Linked DNA regions of Homo sapiens: region 1 is linked to region 2. The links are chromatin loops, found by intact Hi-C in ENCODE. Cell type or tissue: ovary. All regions are shown on one strand. Links, peaks and the distances in the headings refer to the core of each region. The heading gives the core; the rest is flanking DNA. Region 1 has its middle 46 kb from the start of MIR4783. Region 2 overlaps MAP3K2 (mitogen-activated protein kinase kinase kinase 2).

The links. Peaks named below come from ENCODE experiments on the same cell type or tissue, not always from the same donor. Only the 100,000 strongest peaks of a DNase experiment are listed, where the experiment ranks them.
Region 1: a loop joins it to region 2, with 2.7 times the contacts of the local background. A loop is called at or near these places in 24 of 110 quality-filtered maps.

Annotation. Positions count from the first base shown.
Region 1 is chr2:127,466,548-127,471,927 of GRCh38, reverse strand. No RefSeq gene overlaps it. Among named protein-coding and RNA genes, the nearest start is that of MIR4783, 46 kb to the right of the region's middle. In ovary, for the core only: no CTCF peak of the experiment used is centred there; a DNase peak (open chromatin) is centred at 2,666.
Region 2 is chr2:127,342,734-127,348,113 of GRCh38, reverse strand. MAP3K2 (mitogen-activated protein kinase kinase kinase 2) reads left to right here. Exons shown (of 17, transcript NM_001371910.2): 2 at 4,920-4,988. The coding sequence starts at 4,985. Among named protein-coding and RNA genes, the nearest start is that of MAP3K2-DT, 42 kb to the left of the region's middle. In ovary, for the core only: no CTCF peak of the experiment used is centred there; no DNase peak of the experiment used is centred there.

The DNA of each region.
Region 1 (5,380 bases), core at 97-5,096, 120 kb before region 2:
AACTGCTTAAAAATGCGAGAGGAGAGATTCAGGGTGTGTCAGTCCCAAGGACAGACAGCTAGATATCCTTTGGTTCTACTTGACCTGGGTAGCAGTGGGCGAGGCTTTAGGGAAAACACTTTGTAAATTTTATTATGATGGCATGTAAACACACAGGACTGGCAATAAAGTGACCTGGAGTTTGGTCTCCAGTATGAGAGGATCTCTTTTGGGCAAAGGATGATATTGCCACACAGTCAGGAGAGGGGATGAGCCTGATCTTTGAGTTTGCAGGGGGAGTGATTTATTTGTAATTCTTTATTTTATGATTTTTGTGCAAGAAGTTAAGTATTTTGGCTAGAGATAGCATGGAAATTGAGTGAGTTCCCCAGACCAGTTCTATGTAAGACCAGCAGAGAAGGTTAGGTCAGTGAGCACTGGTGTTTCGAAGGCTCTCCTGGAAGTCAATCAATGTAGTCATGAGCAGCAATTCCAAGCTGGCCTCTACTAAAAACCAGATCAGGGAAAAAGTAGGGCCCAGGTCAAAGAGACTGTGAGCTCCCTGGGGCAGGGACCAGGTCTGTCTGATTGTCTCTATTTGGCTTGTTGAACTGAACTAACATATAGCACTTGTCATTTGACACCGATTATAATTCTGTGAGATGATATTTGCATCTTAGATGAGGAAAATGTCCCATAGAGACCAAGATGCCTCCCATCTACAGAGTGGCTGAGTCAATTCAAGCTCAGGTCTCCTGATTCCAGATCCTGTGTGCCTTCCTGATCACCATATCAGCTAGATCTTTTCTATGTAGAGTATGCAATAGCTTTTATTCAGACTTTTCATTCCTTGGCTTTTATTTTCTGATCTTTCTTAATTATTGCTATTTTGTTTTTATCGAGGAAATCAGAGAGAAAGCTATGAGACAGTTAAAGCCTGTTAAGGGTTTATTGAGAATATAATGATATTCAATATGAAATAAAAATCAAATACACTAGAATTGCAGCATAATCATACCTTAGAGTTACTATAAGATTAAGTTGGAATCGAGTTGATCTTATAGTAATGAATTTTCTTTTTTAAAGCTTTTTAGAGCAAAACCTAATCAATCCCATAGCATGAGGGACAAAACCTATGTCAATCCCATAACATAAGTGGCATATAAGGAATATCCTGTGCATTTCTCTACAGAAAGGGAAAGGAAGCAGAACAGACTTTGTGCCTACCAGGTGTTGGGCCCAAGTTGTTGGGTCTTACTATGACCTTTACAAGTATTACCCTCAAGTTTTCCAACAAGTGGTCATCATTACCTTTCTATAAGTGGGAAAAATAGATTTAAAGTAAGTGGCTACCCAGAGTCACACAGTAAATAGCAAGCAATCCATGGATCTAAACTGAATTATTTCTGCCTCCAGTGCTCTCAGTTATGCTGTGGTGTTTTCTGGATGAAATACTAGGATTTAAATATATGCTTAGAGTTTTTGTGTCAAACCTTAAGTTGCTCTTGTACTTTGTTAAACTTGTACCATCTGAAATGAACACCTGTATCCATTCTCTTTCAGGTTTTGCTGTTACTGCTCAGTGTAGTCACACCTTGAATAAGAAATGGAAAACCTTGGGATGTTGATAAAGCTAATATCCTGAGGAAGAACTTCAGTGGGTCCCAGCTGAGTAGGAGATGGGATTCAACAGTACTGGTACGTAGTTAGGCAATAATCCTCCTCAGGCATCACATTCATTGATTTTTGTTGGGCCTGGGGATCCTGGGAAAAAGTTGGGAACTTTGTGCACTCTTGGCTTTGACTACTGACAGGTCTAATGTGCTGGAGTGGCCCAGGCGGAGGCCCACTTGCAGAGACTAATGGGAGCCTCAAGAGAAAATCTACCATAAGAAAAGGACCAGTCTGATAGCAAGCCCAGCTTCCCAAGAAGATAGAAGGTTGGAGGCAAGCTGCTGTCCAGGTATGTCCCAAACCAGCCAACTTGAAGGTAAGTTTGCTCCCTGGGGAGAGAAGGGCTCTAGGTGTGAACTAAAAGCTGTGTCCATAGACACTGTAACACTGGAGTTCAAAAAATGTTGCTGTGGAACGGCCCTTCTCATCCAAACCCAGACGGAATGTTCTCACCTGCCAAGAGTAGTGTCTTGTATTGAGGCACAGTGGTAGCTTTCTGGATCCACAGGCAAGGCCCTGTGGAGTCTCAGAATAATGATAAATCCTCTGGATGACCTAGGGGCTGGTGAGGTGAGTGGAGCACCCTACTGTGGTGTGTCTGTAGGACCACTGGAGCCTGATGCTGCCAAAGCATGACCTGACCAGCCCTGGCAACTGGTTTAGGATCATACAACCATGCACATGCCCCTAGGATTCCTAGAAATACTAAGGGGAAAAGGATTTTCCCGGAGCTGGGACATTCTACATTTGCACAGGTGAGAACTCAAACCATTGAGATTTAGATATTAATGTAAAACAACTTCATTTGTACTCATTAAGACTGAGTAAGGCTAGGACTTTTCCTTTCTGCTGCATTTTAACATAGGTAGGAGGACAGGATTTTCAAGATGCCCAAGAAAGTAATCAAGCAATAATCATGCACATCTTCATGAAGGAATGGTAGAGCCCCACATGACCCACGATCTGCACCCCACAGGACCCCCGCCCCACTGCTTCTCTGCCCTCATCTCGTAGCACTCCAGCCCCGGCCCCCGCTGGCTGGCCTCCCGTGCAGCACGCTCTCCCCTCAGGGCCTTTACACTTGGCTTCTCCCTTGATCTGGGTTGTGCTCTTCCCTATCTTCCCACCCTCTAATGTCCATGTGCCTTCTTCCTCACTTTCTTCAGCTCTCTGTTCAGACGTCACCTTTTCTGTGAGGCCTTCCCTGACCTAACATAAACAGCAACAAGGTCAGTCTCAGTGGCTCACGCCTGTTATTCCAGCACTTTGGGAGGTCAAGGCAGGCAGATCACCTGAGGTCAGGAGTTCGAGACCAGCCTGGCCAACATGGTGAAACCCCGTCTCTACTAAAAATACAAAAAGAATTAGCCGGGTATGGTGGCGGGCGCCTGTAATCCCAGCTACTTGGGAGGCTGAGGCGGGAGAATCACTCGAACCTGAGAGGTGAAGGTTGGAGTGAGCTGAGATCGCGCCATAGCACTCCAGCCTGGGTGACAGAGTCAGACTCCATTTTGAAAAAAATAAAATAAAAAAAGAGCAACAACTGCTTCTTGCCTTGTTACCCCTAATCTGCTTTATTTTTTCCCAAAGCACTTTGCATTATCTAGTATACTATACATGTGGTTGTTTATTGAGTGTATCCTCCTCATTAGAATGGGAGCCCCATGAGGGCAAGAACTCCCTCTGTTTATTCACAGATGTATCCCCAGCAGCCAGCACATTGTCTGTCACACAGTACATGTTCGATACATTTCATTAATGAATGATCATACTTCCTCCCTTTTTTGTTAATTAACTAATTCAGTGAACACTGAGCTCTACTAAGTGATGGATACTACTGAATAGCAGAGAACCAAAGATGAACAAGATAGCCTCTGCCCTTAAAGAGGTCACAGTGTGAGGAGGGAGGCAGAATGGTGCCTCCTGACTATAAATGCAGTGTGGTAGATTTCACTGGGGACACAGCTGGAGGAGATTGGGGAAAGCTTCGTGGAGGAGTTGCTGTCCAGTTGACTCATGAAGGGTGAGGAAAATTATGATGTGTGAACATTTGTTGAGTGCTTACCATCTCTCTGCTAAGCAACTTAAATATAGCATTATTTAACGCCGTGAACAGGTGTATAACATAAGTACTGATATTATTTTTACCTTACGGTTGAAGAAGCAGGCTCAGAAAGGACCAAGGTTTGAAGCTACCACTGGTGGAGCTAAGGTTCAGACCTGGTTCTTCCTGGTTTCACATCTCATGCTTTAACCATGTGCTGGGCAGACAAGAAAGAAAGACACTGTGAGCAGAAGAAATAATCCATCTCAAAAATGGAAACTTCATGGTGTGTATTCAGGGAACCCCAGGAATTCCAGGGAAGAGATGAGGCAGGAGTCTACCTCACCCAGAAGGTGAGATACAGGCCACAGATATTTCATACCTCTGCCTCCTGATTCCTTCTTCCTTCCAGGATAGCTTGCTTTTGTTACTGTATCGAGTGTCTGAATATACTTTGATCTGAAGAAAGAATTCTATGATTGAAGCAAGGGATGGTCCATGTGGTTATAGTAGCCCAGATGGGATGGGGGTCCTTCAGTAGGACAGTAACTGGAGTAACTGGGAAAATGAAGGGGAGATGACAGATAGCGAGGACCTTTAGAGATAGGACTGCTAGGACTTGGTCGCCATTGGCTGTTAGAGAGGCAGGAGGCTAGGCCTGGGTGAGTGGTGGAGCAACAGTGCCAGTAACAGAACACTGTGTATGAGAACGTTCCATGGGAGTGGGAGATGAAAAGTCAGGCAGTTTTGGAGCCCCTGTGGCTTGTCGAGCCAGGGAGATGCCCCATCCTGATTGGGATGTGTAAGGCTGGAGCTCCAGGTAGAGTCACAGAGCTAACAAACTTCAGCTTCTTTCAAGTTAATGCCCAGGAAGAGAGTCTAGAGAAAGACCAGCAGTGAGCTTGGGAGCAGCAGCTGTGGACACTGGGAATCTCCTCAGCACTGACAGTTCTGGACCAGAACTACGTTGCTTCAGATCCCTTGTGAAGTCATGATTGGACAAACATATTATCTAAACCATTCAGGGAATTTTTTGAAATTTCCTAATTAAAGGAAGTTATCTGGGTAAATGAGTTCTCCTTGAAGCATTTTCTTCTATCAGTGTGTGGGTAAAATGGCAGTGTGCGAAGTCCCTTCAGTCAAGCAGGGTTCTCTGTAACCCTTTTTTTTCTTTCTTTCTTTTTTCCCCCCAGTTAATACCTTGATTGCATTTTTTAAAATATAGTCTTACTAGATTTTTTTTTGTAGAAATGGAATCTCACTATGTTGCTCAGGCTAGTCTCAAACTCCTGGCCTCAAGTGATCCTCCACTTCAGCCTCCCAAAGTGCTGGGATTACAAGTGTGAGCCAATGTATCCAACCCTTTGTAACCTTTGATCCAGCTACTTTTTTCATTCCTAGTTATTTTCACAACCCTGTCTGGAAGATCACAGCCTCAGTGATCTTCCTTATTGATGAACTACCACTGGAAACGAGTACAGACCCATTTTGGCCCAGCCTTCTTCTGAGTGCACAGTGCCCACCAGGAACAAAGTGTCCAGGCAACACCCAGCCAGGAGCCTCCACTTCAGAATGGAAGCCAGCACAAAGCTTGCCGTCAGTAAGGTTCCTGGAGGAACTGGGAAACAGGGCTGAGGGAAGAGAAAGAGCCCCAGCGACTCACTGTCCTTGTCCTCCCGTTCT
Region 2 (5,380 bases), core at 91-5,090:
CCACCACACATGGTCAATAATATTTCATCATATGGATATAGGACATGTTTCTCTCTTCATCAGTTGATGGACATTTGGGTTCTTATAAATAGTGCTGCATTGAATTTACAGGGTTTTGTGTGGTTGTGTGCTTTCAGTTCTCTTGGGTATATACAATAGGAGTGGAAACAGTGGCTCATATTTCTTCACATCTTCATTACCACCTGTCATTGTCTTTCTTTTTGATTATAGTCATCCTACTGGATGTGAGGTAGTATGTCATTTTGATTTTTATTGGCATTTCCCTGATGACAGATGATACTGAGCATCTTTATTTTTCTTTTTCAGTATTGTTGTGGCTATTCAGTGCCTATTGCAGTTTCATATGAATTTAAGGATCAGTTTTCCGTTTCTGCTAAAAGAGGCCATTGGAATTTTGATAGAGAGTTCATTGAATCTGTAGATAACTTTGGGAGTATTGCTATCTTAAAAATATTGTTTTCCCATTCATGAATATGGGATGTCTTTCTGTATATTTAGGTCTACTTTAATTTCTTTCAACAGTGTTTTGTAGTTTTTAGAGTGCAAGCTGCATTTTTTTGTTGTTGTTAAATATGTTCCTAAGTACTTTATTTTTTTTGGTGGTATTGTAAATGAAATTGATTTCTTAATTTTATTTCCAGAATGTTTATTGCTAATGTATAGAAATATAATTGATTTTTGAATGTTGACCTTGTATCCTGCATCTGTGCTGAACGTGTTTATTGATTCTAATACTGTTTTTGTTTGTTTCTTAGGTTTTCCTGTATCTAAGATTATGTCACTTGCAAATGGGTATAGTTTTACTTCTTATCCAGTCTGGATTCCGTTTATTTCATTTTCTTGCCTCGTCTTCTGACTAGAACCTCTAGTACAATATTAAATAGATGTGTGGCAAGAGTGGACATCCCCATATTCCTGGCCTTACTGGGAATGTATCCTGTTTTTCACCATGAAGTTTTTCACCATAATCAACTTGATTATGTCCTCTTCTGTTTGTTATCTTTTGAGCATAAAAGGGTGTTGAATTTTGGCACATGTGTTTTCTGTATGTTTTGAGATGATTTGGTTTTTGTTCTTTTTTCTTTTTTTTCTTTTTTTCCTTGAGACAGAGTCTCGCTCTGTCGCGCGGGCTAGAGTACAGTGCAGCATGATCTCTGCTCACTGCCAACCTCTGCCTCCCAGGTTCAAGGGAGTCACCTGCCTCAGCCTCCCAAGTAGCTGGGATTATAGGTGCCCATCACCATGCCTGGCTAATTTTTGTATTTTTAGTAGAGGCAGGGTTTTGCCATGTTGGCCAGGCTGATTTCGAACTCCTGACCTCAGGTGATCCGCCTGCCTCAGCCTCCCAAAGTGCTGGGATTACAGGCATGAGCCACTGTGCCTGCCTGGTTTTTGTTCTTTGTTCTGTTAATGTGGTTTTTTACATTGATTGGATTTTATGTGCTGAACCAACCTTGATTTTGTTGGATATATCCCAAATGTGCATGGTATATAATTTGTTTTTTAATGTTCTAGGTTAGGTTTGCTAGTATTTTATTGAGGATTTTTGCATCTGTATTGATGAGATATTGATCTTTAGTTTTCTCATCTTGTGATGGCTTTGTCTGGTTTTGGTATTGGAGTAATACTGGCTTCACAATGAATTGGGAAGTGTTCCTTCTTTTTTTTTTTTTTTTTTTTTTAAAACCAGTTTTTGTAAATTCTGTAAATGTTTGAAGTGATCTGGTCCAGGGCTTTTATTTGTGAGAAATTTTTCATTTCTAATTTAGTCTTTTTACTTTTTATAGGTCTGTTCAAATTCTTAATTTCTTCTTGATGAGTCGATTTTGATAATTTGTTTCTTTTTAGGAATTTGTCTGTGTCATCTCAGTCATCTAATTTGTTGATGTACAGTTGTTAACAGTATTCTCTTATCCTTTTTATTTCTGAAAGGTTGGTGTAATTGCTCCCTTTTGAATTCTTGAATTTAGTTATTTGTGTTTTCCCTCTTCTTTTTTTGATTAGCTAAAAGTTTGTTAGTTTTGTTGATCTTTTCAAAGGGCCAATTTTTGTTTTCTTGATTTTTTTTTTAAATTTCAGTGGTATTTTTATTTTCTACTCCCTATTCCTTTAGCTTGTTTCAGATTTAAATTGTTCCTCATCTTCTAGTATTTTAAGGTCAAAGGTTAGGTTATTGATTTGACATCCTTCTTGTTTGTCAATGTAAATATTTACAGTTATAAATTTTATCTTTAGATGCATCCAATACATTTTGTTTTGATGTGTTTTCATTTTTATCTCAAAGTATTTTCTAATTTTCCTTATGCCTTCTAGTGACCCATTGATTATTTTTATGTTTTTTAATTTTCACATATTTGTGAATTTTCCAGATATCCTTGTGTTGCCAATTTCTAATTTTATTGCATTTTTGTCAGAGAACACACTTTGTGTGATTTCAATCCATGTAGTTACTGAGATTTGTTTTATTACCTAATATTTGGTCTGTCTTGGAAATGTCCTATATGTATTTGAGAAGAGTGTATATTCTGCTGTTTTGAGGTTGATTATTCTGTAGGTGTTTGTTAAGCCTAGTAGTTTATAGTGTTGTACAAGTCTTGTATTTCCTCATTGATTTTCTGTCTACTTATTTTATCCGTTATTGAACGCAGGGCATTGAAATCTCCAACTTTTATTTTTGAATTGTGTTTCTTCCTTGAATTTTATACTTTTTTGCATTGTGTATTTTGCGATTCTGTTGTTAGGTACATATAAGTTTATAATTGCTATATCTTTTTGATGTATTGGCTATCTTTCATTATAAAATGCTGTTTGTCACAACAATTTTTGTGTCTGTTTTGCCTGATAGTGGTGTAGCCACTGCAGGTCTGTTTTGACTACTGTTTGCATAGTATATCTTTTTCTATCCTTTTACTGTCAACCTATTTTGTCTTCGAATTTAAAATGTGGACCAGGTGTTGTGGTTCGTAGTCCCAGCACTTAGGGAGGCCAAACTGGGAGGATCACTTTAGCCCAGGAGCTTGAGACCAGTCTGGGTAATCTGTACAAAATCTTTTTTTAAAAATCAGCTGGGTGTGATAGCATGCACCTGTAGTCCCATCTACTCGGGGGTGCTGAGGTGGGAGGATTGCTTGAGCCTGGCAGATCAAGGCTGCAGTGAGCTGTGATCATGCCAGTGCACCTCAGCCTGGGAAAGAGAGCAAGACCCTCCTCCTGTCCCCCAAAAAAAGTGTCTGTTGTAGGCAACATATTCAGGTCAAAATGTTTGGGACCAGAAGTTTTTTGGATTTTTTTCATGTTTTGTAATATTTGCATATACATAGTGAGGTATCTTGGGAAAGGGACCCAAGTCTAAACATGAAATTCTTTTATGTTTCATATACATCTTATTCATATAGCTAAAGGTAATTTTATACAATTTTTTAAATGTTTTCGAGACAGGGTCTTGCTCTGTCACACAGGCTGGAGTACAATCATAGTTCACTGCAGCGTTGACCTCCCTGGCTCAAGCAGTCTTCCCACTTTAGCCTTCCAGTTAGCTGGGACTACAGGCATGCACCACTACACCTGGCATTTTGTTTTTTAAATCTTTTTTTTTTTTTTTTTTGGTGGAAATGGGAGTCTCCCTATGTTGCCCAGGCTGGTCTCAAACTCCTGGGCTCACGTGATCCTCCCACCTTGGCCCCCCCAAATTGCTAGTATTATAAGTGTGAGCCACTGTACTAGCCAACAATTTTTAAAATAATTTTGTGTCTGAAACAAAGTTTCTATTATTACCCTTGTAGGCCTCTTGCATGGGGGAATTTGGGCATGCATGGAAAAGATATATTACAGTGGAAGGGGCTGGTAGGGTCTCTTTTCTCCTGGGGGATGCTGAATAAACTGAGTTGTGCATCTGCCTTTTGACTGTGACATATCACATGAGGACAGGTTTGTGGAATTTTCCATTCATAGTGTCATGTTGGCACTCATATTTTTCATCTTATTTTCTAGTTGACCTGGGGATTACAGTTAACATCTTATAATAACATAGTTTGAGGTAATATCAACTTAATTGCAATGGTATACAAACACTTTTTTTTTTCTTCTAGGCAGTCTCGCTGTGTCGCCCAGACTGGAGTGCCACAGCTCACTGCAACCTCAACCTCCCAGGCTCAAGTGATCCTCCCACCTCAAGCCTCCCAAGTAGCTGGGAGCTACAGGCATGCACTACTGCACCCGGCTAATTTTTGTATTTTTTTGTATAGATGGGGTTTCACCGTGTTGGACAGGCTGGTCTCGAACTCCTGGGCTCAAGCAATCCGCCTGCCTAGGCCTCCCAAAGTGCTGGGATTATGGCATGAGCCACTGCACTTGGTCATAAACACCTTTCTTTTATGTAACTCTATCCTTTCCCTTTCCTGTGTGCTGTTAATATTATGTGAATTATATTATTATATATTGTATACCCAGCAACACAGTTATAATTATTGCGTTATGCAGTTTTTTTTTTAAACCAACATATTAGTTTCCTATTGCTGTTTATATAGAAAAAGAGTTAATGTAGTGGGCCTGATTGCTGATTTGTAGAAGGCCTGCTTAGGAGTTAGCCTTTGGCTGACACCTGAGAACTTGGATTTCAGGAGAGTTCCTGCCTCCAACTGATAATGGTTTGTACAAACACTATGGTTTATGCTGAATACCTGCTTTTCTTCTGGGAGTCTGGAATTTTGGTATGTGTTAGGCAAGGGGGTGCCTACATGATCAACCTTCAATATAAAACACCTCCCCCTAGCGAAATGTGTAAAGTATTCATATTGTATATTTTTCATTAGTATTATTTAAACTGACTTTTTTTTTTCTTTTCCTGGCTCCTTTTCTGTTTCTTTTTATTAATATGCTGATCTGTTTTATCTTCTCAGGCCATAAAGAATGCTGATGGGAGAACCATTTTCCTAATTTTCAAATTGTTGAGCTGTTTGCCATAATGGGTGAGTTCAAACTAAAAGCATTTTTCAGCAATAATTAAAGGATAGAATGGAAGTGAAAAAACTTTCTCTATTATGTGTTATTATAAACCTTTTTATAAATAAATTTTATGATATAGCAGATTTATGAAATGTTTTATATTTACTTAATAGACTTTGAATTAAAGTACTTTTTGTGTTGCTGTAGTTTTAGAATGATCATTTTATGCGTAACAGCAGGGACATTCAAAATAAGCTGTTAAGATGTGTTGTGATTTGCTTAAAGTCTGATGGCAAGAGAGAAATCATAAAATTTAATTTTATCATTCATAGAGCAGCAAATCATTGGTGCTCAGGGAGAATATGTTATACAACTCTTGGTCGTATATTGTGGTATAATGTTAGTTTAAAGACAC